2 separate regions of the Homo sapiens genome follow, and region 2 is linked to region 1. The links are chromatin loops, found by intact Hi-C in ENCODE. Cell type or tissue: B cell. All regions are shown on one strand. Links, peaks and the distances in the headings refer to the core of each region. The heading gives the core; the rest is flanking DNA.

What was found. Hi-C counts contacts between places; a loop is a spot of excess contacts. Peaks named below come from ENCODE experiments on the same cell type or tissue, not always from the same donor. Only the 100,000 strongest peaks of a DNase experiment are listed, where the experiment ranks them.
Region 2: it touches region 1 in a loop (3-fold over the local background); 9 of 110 quality-filtered maps call a loop at or near these places.

Annotation. Positions count from the first base shown.
Region 1 is chr13:23,869,363-23,873,758 of GRCh38, forward strand. It overlaps MIPEP (mitochondrial intermediate peptidase), which reads right to left. Exons shown (of 19, transcript NM_005932.4): 6 at 651-833; 7 at 1-86. Among named protein-coding and RNA genes, the nearest start is that of PCOTH, 17 kb to the right of the region's middle. In B cell, for the core only: CTCF peaks have their summits at 2,477 and 2,684; DNase peaks (open chromatin) are centred at 1,609 and 2,459.
Region 2 is chr13:23,693,442-23,697,837 of GRCh38, forward strand. No RefSeq gene overlaps it. Among named protein-coding and RNA genes, the nearest start is that of TNFRSF19, 130 kb to the left of the region's middle. RefSeq lists an enhancer at 2,303-2,876. In B cell, for the core only: no CTCF peak of the experiment used is centred there; a DNase peak (open chromatin) is centred at 2,510; H3K4me3 peaks cover 914 bases; H3K27ac peaks cover 1,221 bases.

The sequences.
Region 1 (4,396 bases), core at 101-4,100:
AGATCTCTGCTGCTGAGCAATTCTTCTAAACATTTCAATTGACCAGCATTGGGATAAAGAAAAATTTTATAAGCAGCTTCTCGCACCTACGTTTAAAAAGTAAATGGTGAAGGCTATAAATATCATCACACAGTCCTATGCAACAATAACACAGGCTCATGCTCACCACTTGATCTGCAGATGATCACTGCTTTCAAAATAAAGCAATGGTCTACACGAGGCCATAAAGCTTCCAGAGTCATAAAATAGCATGGGATGCAATAGCATACTTGACTGCAGCTCTAGGGTACTGTTCTGAGGTACGGTGGGGCAAACCTCTACCCAGTGCGTGGATCTCTATGCTATAAAGCGTCTTAACCAGGAGAAGTAAGGCTGCATGAATTTAAAAGTCTCTGTAGTCTAGAATGTCAGTTAATGGTGTTATTAATCATACTTTAAAAATAAGGAGTCTTGTATGAAATATAAGTAATTAAATCATTTTCATTCTTTAAAGTGTTTATGGCATTAATAATTCCACAAGTTAAATTTTTAGGGCTTAGTAATGCTAAAAAGTTTTTAAGGATACTATTATATTATCACTGAATTTTGGGTTAAAACAGTAGCAACACACAAATGGGACCTAAACAACAAAGAGAATGAAACATACATACCAAGTCATCTGGTGATTCTGCGTGGAGACCATCAATTATGATATGATCCCCAGCAGATGTAAAGTTACGACGAATGTGTTCTGGTAAGAGATGCTTCTCAATCTTGTTGGGAAAATTGGTTCCCATAAGAAATGTACTACTCAAATCCAAGATTTTAACATTGAGGTCCACTGCTCTTTTACGCTGTATGCAGGAGGAGTAAAAGTTATTTAAAGGCGTTTTGAATTAATATTTCACAATTTAATAAACAAAATATAAATATGTCAAATCAACATATATATTGTTGAATTATCACTTAATAAAATATTAGTTTAGTAAAATGAATATATTGTTACTATATTATAAATAATATATTAATTTTACTTTTAACAGATATTTAATATTCTAACAAAAAGATCATACTTATGGTTTTCTGATGTTTCTATGTTTTAAGATTTACATAACTTCTAGTTCTATTTTATGTCTAGGTTATATAACTAATTGTTGAAATTAACAACATTGAAAAACACATGCCAGGTGCAGTGACTCACGCCTGTAATCCCAGCACTTTGGGAGGCCAAGGAGGGCAGATCACTTGAGGTCAGGGGTTGGAGACCAGTCTGGCCAACATGGTGAAATCCCATCTCTACTAAAAATACAAAAATTAGCTGGGCGTGGTGGCACGTGCCTATAATCTCAGCTACTCAAGAGGCTGAGGCACGAGAATCGCTCGAACCCAGGAGGCGGAGGTTGCAATGAGCCGAGATCGCACCACTGTACTCCAGCCTGTGAGACAGAGGGAGACTCTGTCTCAAAAAAAAACAAAAAACAAAAAAACAGTTATTTGCAAAAGTGTAGTGAGCCTCCAGAAGGGGGAAGCACATTTTAAAAGTTCTGATTTTGGGTGTGGTAGCACACGCCTGCAGTCCCAGCCCTATGTGGGGCTGAGGCAGCAGGATCACTTGAGCCCAGGAGGTAAGGCTTCAGTGAGCTACGATCACACCACTGCAACCTGGGCAACAAAGCGAGACCCTGTCTCAGGGGGGAATAAAGTTCTGATTTTGCATGTGCTTGAGCTGCTACAGAATGATACAGTGAAGTCTAAGAAGCAGACTGGAACCCCAGGGCATGGTCCTTTCTTCTACTCTGTGTCCCTGCCATGTGGCACATGGTCCTTGCTCCTGCCAGGCCTTCAAATGGTCAGTGATGAGGACGTGGATGGTGCGGACACATCTGCTTAGGTTTAATCTTGCAGTCATATCTTTGTAATACACAATAACCTGAGAAAACGTGTATTAGCAAAGGGGTTGCCATAAATGCTCTAAGATTAAATATAAACTAGAAACCACATAATTAGGCTGACTGGAGGAGAAGGGCTGAATTTTCAGTTATTGGCTACTCAAAAACTAGACAGGCTCTGCAGATGAATTTTCAGTTATTGGTTACTCAAAAACTAGACAGGCTCTGCATATGAATTTTCAGTTACTGGTTACCAAAAAACTAGACAGGCTCCGCACTGGGCTCATGTTGGGCTTCAGGTGAAAGTGTACACAAATCTTTCTGGGAGAGGAGATAGCAATTAACAAGTTCTAAACTGTTCTATGCTCCTAAAAAATGATTAAGCCACAATACTAATATACTTTTTAAAGATAAACATAGATGATGTAGAGGCATGCTTGATAAGATGCTGAAAAAATTGAGTATATATCAATATCCCCAGAATTTCAATATAGAAAATTCAAATTTCATGGAAAAAAGTTTTAGGAGACTCCCATTTCCTTACAGTCCAGATTTCTCTTTGCTTATTTTGTTTGATATGGCCATTTATCACCACCTAATGGTAACAAGTGGAATAACAAAAAAGATGAACAAGATTTTGAAATCACATTACAGTTCCAAAATTGTCTTCAAAACTTTTACTTTGAAAAAAAAAATGTGATAAAATTAACTACTTTGAAGATTTTATCTACTGATAAAACCTCTGGAAAAATCAAAACTGAGTTCATGCCAACTTCAATGATCTGCCAGGCATATCACTTCATCATTCTGTGGTAACAATGAAATGTACAATAATCTGAACTCTTGAAAAATTCTATGAAATTTCTGTGTTATTAAATAATGTTAAAAATAAACATTTCTATTACATTTAAACTTATAAGTTATATTTGTATGAGACCTTAAAAATTAAGGCCGGGTGCAGTGGCTCACGCCTATAATCCCAGAACTTTGGGAGGCTGAGGCAGGTGGATCACCTGAGGTCGGGAGTTCGAGACCAGCCTGACCAACATGGAGAAACCCCGTCTCTACCAAAAATACAAAATTAGCTGGGCGTGGTGGCACATGCCTGTAATCCCAGCTACTCAGGAGGCTGAGGCAGAAGAATCGCTTGAACCCGGGAGGCGGAGGTTGCGGTGAGCCAAGATTGCCCAATTGCACTCCAGCCTGGGAAACAAGAGTGAAACTCTGTCTCAAAAAATAATAATAATAATAAATAAATAAGAAACCAACTGGAAAGAACATAGGCTTTGATGATTTATAGATTTTGTTGGTGGGTTTATTTCATGGTCTCTCTTTTGAAAAATGGAACATGTCTACTTTATATCCTGTCCTAGTGGAGCACCTCTGAGAACAAACATGGAAGTTACAAGGGAAAAACTGAGCAGGTTTACTTTAGTTGCATATTCAATATTGAGGGGTTCCCTGGGAGCTGCTCCCGGGGAAAGAGGAGCTACACTGTAATCATATGTTAGATAAAAGCGGCAATGTCTATGCTGGTGAAACTGAACATATACTATTTGTCAGCAAAATTTCAAAAGCACCCTTCATAAGGATACATTAAAACTATTCACATGGATTCTCTACTAGCAACCTTCCTTCTGAAGATATCAAACTTGATGATAGCTAGCATTATCATGATTTGTCATACATTCACTCAATACTTTTACTGAGTCCAAAACTAATATGCATTAAAAAACATGATCCACGTTCTTGATCCTTTGTAAGCCTAGAAGTTAGATAAGCAACACAACAATAACAGCATCATCATCAACAAAAGGTAAAGAAGAATGCCACATGACTGAAATAAGTAAAATACGTTCGGATGAATACAAAATTCCACCTGGGGGACTGATAAAAGCTTCGCAATGTGGCGTGAGGATGAAGCCTTCATGGGGACTTCAGCCAGGGAAACCTGGTGAGCAGGCCTAGGAGGAGGACAGCAAACACATGGGGGAGGACACTGTGTATGAGGGGCTGACAGCCGGAGCACAGCCACGAGTGTGAGCTCTTTGTTACATGTTAACTTCACTAGACAATGGGAAGTCCACAGGAGGATTCTGGGCAGGAAAGTAACAAATCAATACTTTATGAAAACTAATCCAGTGTTCACAGACGGGGAAGACTGACCAGCAGGATGGTGACATGCTGGCCATGGAGGCTCTGGAGTCTGTCTGGCTTACAAAATAACGTCCCACAACCTCTACAGCCTTGGTCTAAAAAAAGCCAGGAATAATAGTAGCACCAAGCTCAAAATTGTTGTGAGGATTTGATGAGAAATATATGATTTAAAGTAGCAAATACTCAGTTGATGTTAAATCACTGTTAGGAAGACAGAGGCCTTTAGAACAGCCCGGGTGTTTGGTGATAAGAATCAAGGTGATTTGCTTTTGGGATGCAGACAGATGCAGGACTGTAGGAACAATGCAAGGACTTGGTTAGAAGATATGACAATATTAGGAAGGGAAAGAATACAACTAACTCCCAAATTT
Region 2 (4,396 bases), core at 184-4,183, 180 kb before region 1:
TTGCACAAGAAAGAATTCAGGGCGAGTCCGTAAAGTGAACGCAAGTTTATTAGGAAAGTAAAGGAATAAAGAATGGCTACTCCATAGAAAGCAGCCCTCAGGGCTGCTGCTTGCCCATTTTTATGGTTATTTCTTGATTATATGCTAAACAAGAGGTGGATTATTTATGCCTCCCCTTTTTAGGCCATATGGGGTAACTTCCTGACCTTGCAATGGCATTTGTAAACTCTCATGGCGCTGGCGTGAGTGTAGCAGTGAGGATGACCAGAGGTCACTCTTGTCGCCATCTTGGTTTTGGTGGGTTTTAGCTGGCTTCTTTACTGCAAGCTGTTTTTATCAGGAAGGTTCTTATGACCTGTATCTTGTACTGACCTCCTAGGTCATTCTGTGACTTAGAATGCCTTAACTGTCTGGGAATGCAGCCCAGTAGATCTCGGCCTCATTTTACCCAGCCCCTATTCAAGATGAAGTTGCTCTGGTTCAAACACCTCTGATATTTGCACAACAGACAAAGAATATAACATAGAGTGCAGACACCGGCCATCCATACATGAAAGTGTGACATGTGACAGGCAGCACCGCAGGTCAGTGGACCTTGGGACAGTTGGTTTCTATGTGAACATTTTAAATAAACTTGGAGTTCTAGCTCACACCATGCACAAAAATAAATTCCCTGTGAATTAAAGATCTAAATGTTCAAAGCAAAGCTTGAAACTTTTAGAATAAAATAGAGGAGAGTATCTTTTTTGGCCTTGGGTAGAGAAAGCTTTCTTTAATTTGACTTTAAAAATATAAACTGCTTATGAACAGTTTATAAGAAATGAACATATTTGACTACATTCAAATTTAATACTTGTCTATCAAAAGAGTCACCATGTATCAATTAATAAGTTAAGCCACAAACAGGGAGAAGATATTTACAAAGGACATAACCAAAAAAGGATTGGTATCATTATTGATGAGAAAAAGAAAAAAGAAGCTACTGAGATGGTGGATAGATTTAGTTGCCAAGAAAAGGTAGGGTAAAGGGTTGAGGGTTGAGGTGGGGAGTGGCTGAAATTGTAATGTTTTTATTTAAAAAAACCTCTAAAACAACTATGGAAAAATGTTACTATCTATTTCATCTCAGGTGTGATTTTATAGGTATCTGTTTCCCATATCTTTAATGTGTGTGTATATATATATATATATATACACATTTTGTTTTGTTTTGTTTTGTTTTTTTGAGACGGAGTCTTGCTCTGTCGCCCAGGCTGGAGTGCAGTGGCGCGATCTCGGCTCACTGCAAGCTCCGCCTCCCGGGTTCACGCCATTCTCCTGCCTCAGCCTCCCGAGTAGCTGGGACTACAGGCGCCCGCCACCATGCCCGGCTAATTTTTTGTATTTTTAATAGAGACGGGGTTTCACCGTGTTAGCCAGGATGGTCTCAATCTCCTGACCTCGTGATCCGCCTGCCTCGGCCTCCCAAAGTGCTGGGATTACAGGCGTGAGCCACCGCGCCCGGCCTTAATGTATATTAAGAGGACATAGGATGTGCCTAACAGGGAAGATGATGAAGGAATGGACATATGACATTGTGCAATTTGGCGGCCCACTTGGGAAGTTGCTGAGCCGGGGTCGGGAGACACTGGCTGGAGGGTAAGGAAAGGGCAGGCCCCTAGGAGGGGCCCCGCCGGCTGAGAACGCACCCCTGGGCCTCCATGCCTACAGGATCGCAGGCCAAGCCTTTTGGAAAGACATGCGCTAATGCTTGCAGGAAATAAAAGGGGTTTGGTGTTTTTGTTTGAGTTTTCATTTGATTGTTGTCGTGGCAGGACCACCTGGGGAGGCATCCAGGGAAAGTCAGCTGGGGACACTCCAGGCTTGGCTCCTGAGCCCCCTCCAGAAAGGCCTGGGCGGGAATTCCTGTGAGCCTTGCCCGCCGGGTCCCCAGCCGGCGGGCGCCCAGGGCCCTCTCCAGGTAGGGGTGTCGGCCTTGGAGCGCCGGCTCAGAGACAGCCAGCACCTCGCCGGCCACAGCCTTCGCCTCGGAAATGGCCCGGATTGCCTAAGGGGGGGCTTTTCCCGGAGACTCCGCGCTCCACACGCCGCGGGCACAAAGGGCCCTGCGGGGCTGCCAGGGTTCGGGAGGGCCCGGAGCCCCTGCGCGCGCGATTAGACTGGGCATTGGGTTTTTTTCTTTTCAGCAGGTGACCCCGGGGCATTCATCCGACACCAGCCATCTTGGCCTGAAGTGGGCAGAGGGAAAATTTCCTCCCTGCTGTGGCTTCTTCGAGGGCTGTCGGCCGATATTCCCGTGAAGTCCCTGCCAGCTGCTGGGCCGCGTCCGCGCCCCTCCCTGCCGCCAGCACCTTCTCCTGCAGAGGCCGCCCCGCCGCGCTGCTTCCTCATTCAAACCCAGAGCCCTCTGGCAAGGCCGCGCCCGCCCGCTCTCGAAGTGCATATCAGCAGCAGGTGCAGGCCTGTGCCCCCACGGGCGCCTGACCGGGGCCTCTGTGCTGCAGAGCGCAATTTAATCCGGATTCAGTCCAGGCCGAGTGCTGACAAACCTGCCTCCCCCGGGGGTTGGGGCGGCTCAGGCTGTGCGGCAGGAAGTGGCATAGGGCCTGTGCTCAGAGCACCTCTGGGCTCTTGCTCGGCCTGCCGTCACCCTCGGAACTCTTAATACTCTTTTGAACAGGAACCCCACATTTTCATTTCAAATGGGGCCCCACCCATCGCGTCATGGGCCCCTCTAGGGCGAGACGCCAGGCCTCCCCGCCAGCGGGCTGGAAGCATCAGGCCTGCCTGCTCGGAGGGAGAGCAGATCTTCATTTGAGTGGGAGATCGGGGGACTACCAGAGAAGGAGGGGCTGGCCGACAGAGTGGCTGGGGTGCACCATGCGCCTCCGCCCAGGGGCGGTGCGGGCTGAGACATTCTTTCCTTCCTACCTCTTGCTCTTCCCTCCCTCAGCCCAGCCTGCCCTTCTCATTTCACAGCGCTCATCGTGCTTACTGGGACGGGGTCTAAACTGATGCTGGACAGCCTGCCCACGGGAGCTCCCTCACACCCCTGCCCAAGGACGGAATTGGGCCCCAAGTCCTCTGGCTTCACTGAGTTTAAAGCATCTCAGTTCACCTTAACTTGAAAATGTGAATGAAACCTTCCTTGGGAACTTACCAGACATTACCTAATCAGAGGAACCAAATGCTTTTCTAAATACAGCAGAAGCACCCGGCAGAGGCATCGGGAAGGCTGGAGAGGCCCCCTGGACTGAAGACCCCACGGCATTGGTAATGCACTGGCCTTGAGGCCCAGGGAATCACAGGAAAGCCAGCCGGTCACTTGTGGTTGGGCTGGGTCCTTCCTGTGCTTTACACACAAAAGATTCCTGATGCCCAGCTCAGGAGGTGGGAGCTGGGAGCAGCAGTGAAAGAAGAAAGGCATGGAAATGGGAACCCTCCACGTTGAGTCATGGGAACACTGGAATCCTCCCTCTTTCTCAGAGCTACAATGCTGCAGAGCATTCTTCCTCAAAAATAAAAAGGCCAGAAGAGAATGGGGTGGATTTTCTGTTTTCATAGCATTGGGGTGGAAAATCCACCCAACTGTATGAGCGTCCGTGGGGGTGGGGGTAGGGTGAGGTGTTCTGGCTGCATAGAGCAAACCTGGGTTGGGACGGACCTGACGGCCACACCTCGCTTTTATTGCGCTTTGCAGATATTGCATGTTTTATAAATTGAAGGTTTGTGGCGACCCTGCATCAAGCAAGTCCATCAGCGCTGTTTTTCCAACAGTATAGGCTCACTTCATGTCTCTGTGTCACATTTTAGTAATTTTTACTATGTTTTAAACTTTTTCATTATTAACATTATATCTGTTTATTTGTTGGTTTGTTTGTTTTTTAGAGACAGAGTCTCAATCTGTGGCCCAGGCTGGAGTCCAGTGGTGTGATTATAGCTTACTGCAGCCTTGAACTCCTGGGCTCAAGCAATCCTCCTACATCAGCGTCCCAGGAGCTGAGACTACAGGTGTGTGCCACCATACCCAGCCAATTTTCCTATCTTTTTGTAGAGATGGGATCTTTCAAGTTTGTCCAGGCTGGAGTGCAATGGTGTAATCATGGCTCACAGTAGCCTCAAACTCCTAGCCTTGATATTATACCTGTTAAGGTGATCAGTAATCTTTGATGTTACTATTGTAACTATTTTGGAGCACCATGAACTAACCCCATATAAGATGGTGAACTTAAGCAATAAATGGTGATATATTAAGCAATAAATGGTGATTTATAAGCAATAAATGGTGATTTATCCTGATTGCTCCATGGACCAGCTATTACCTGTCTCTCTCCCTCTCCTCAGGCCTCCCTATTCCCTGAGACACAACAATATTGAAATTATGCCATTTAATAAC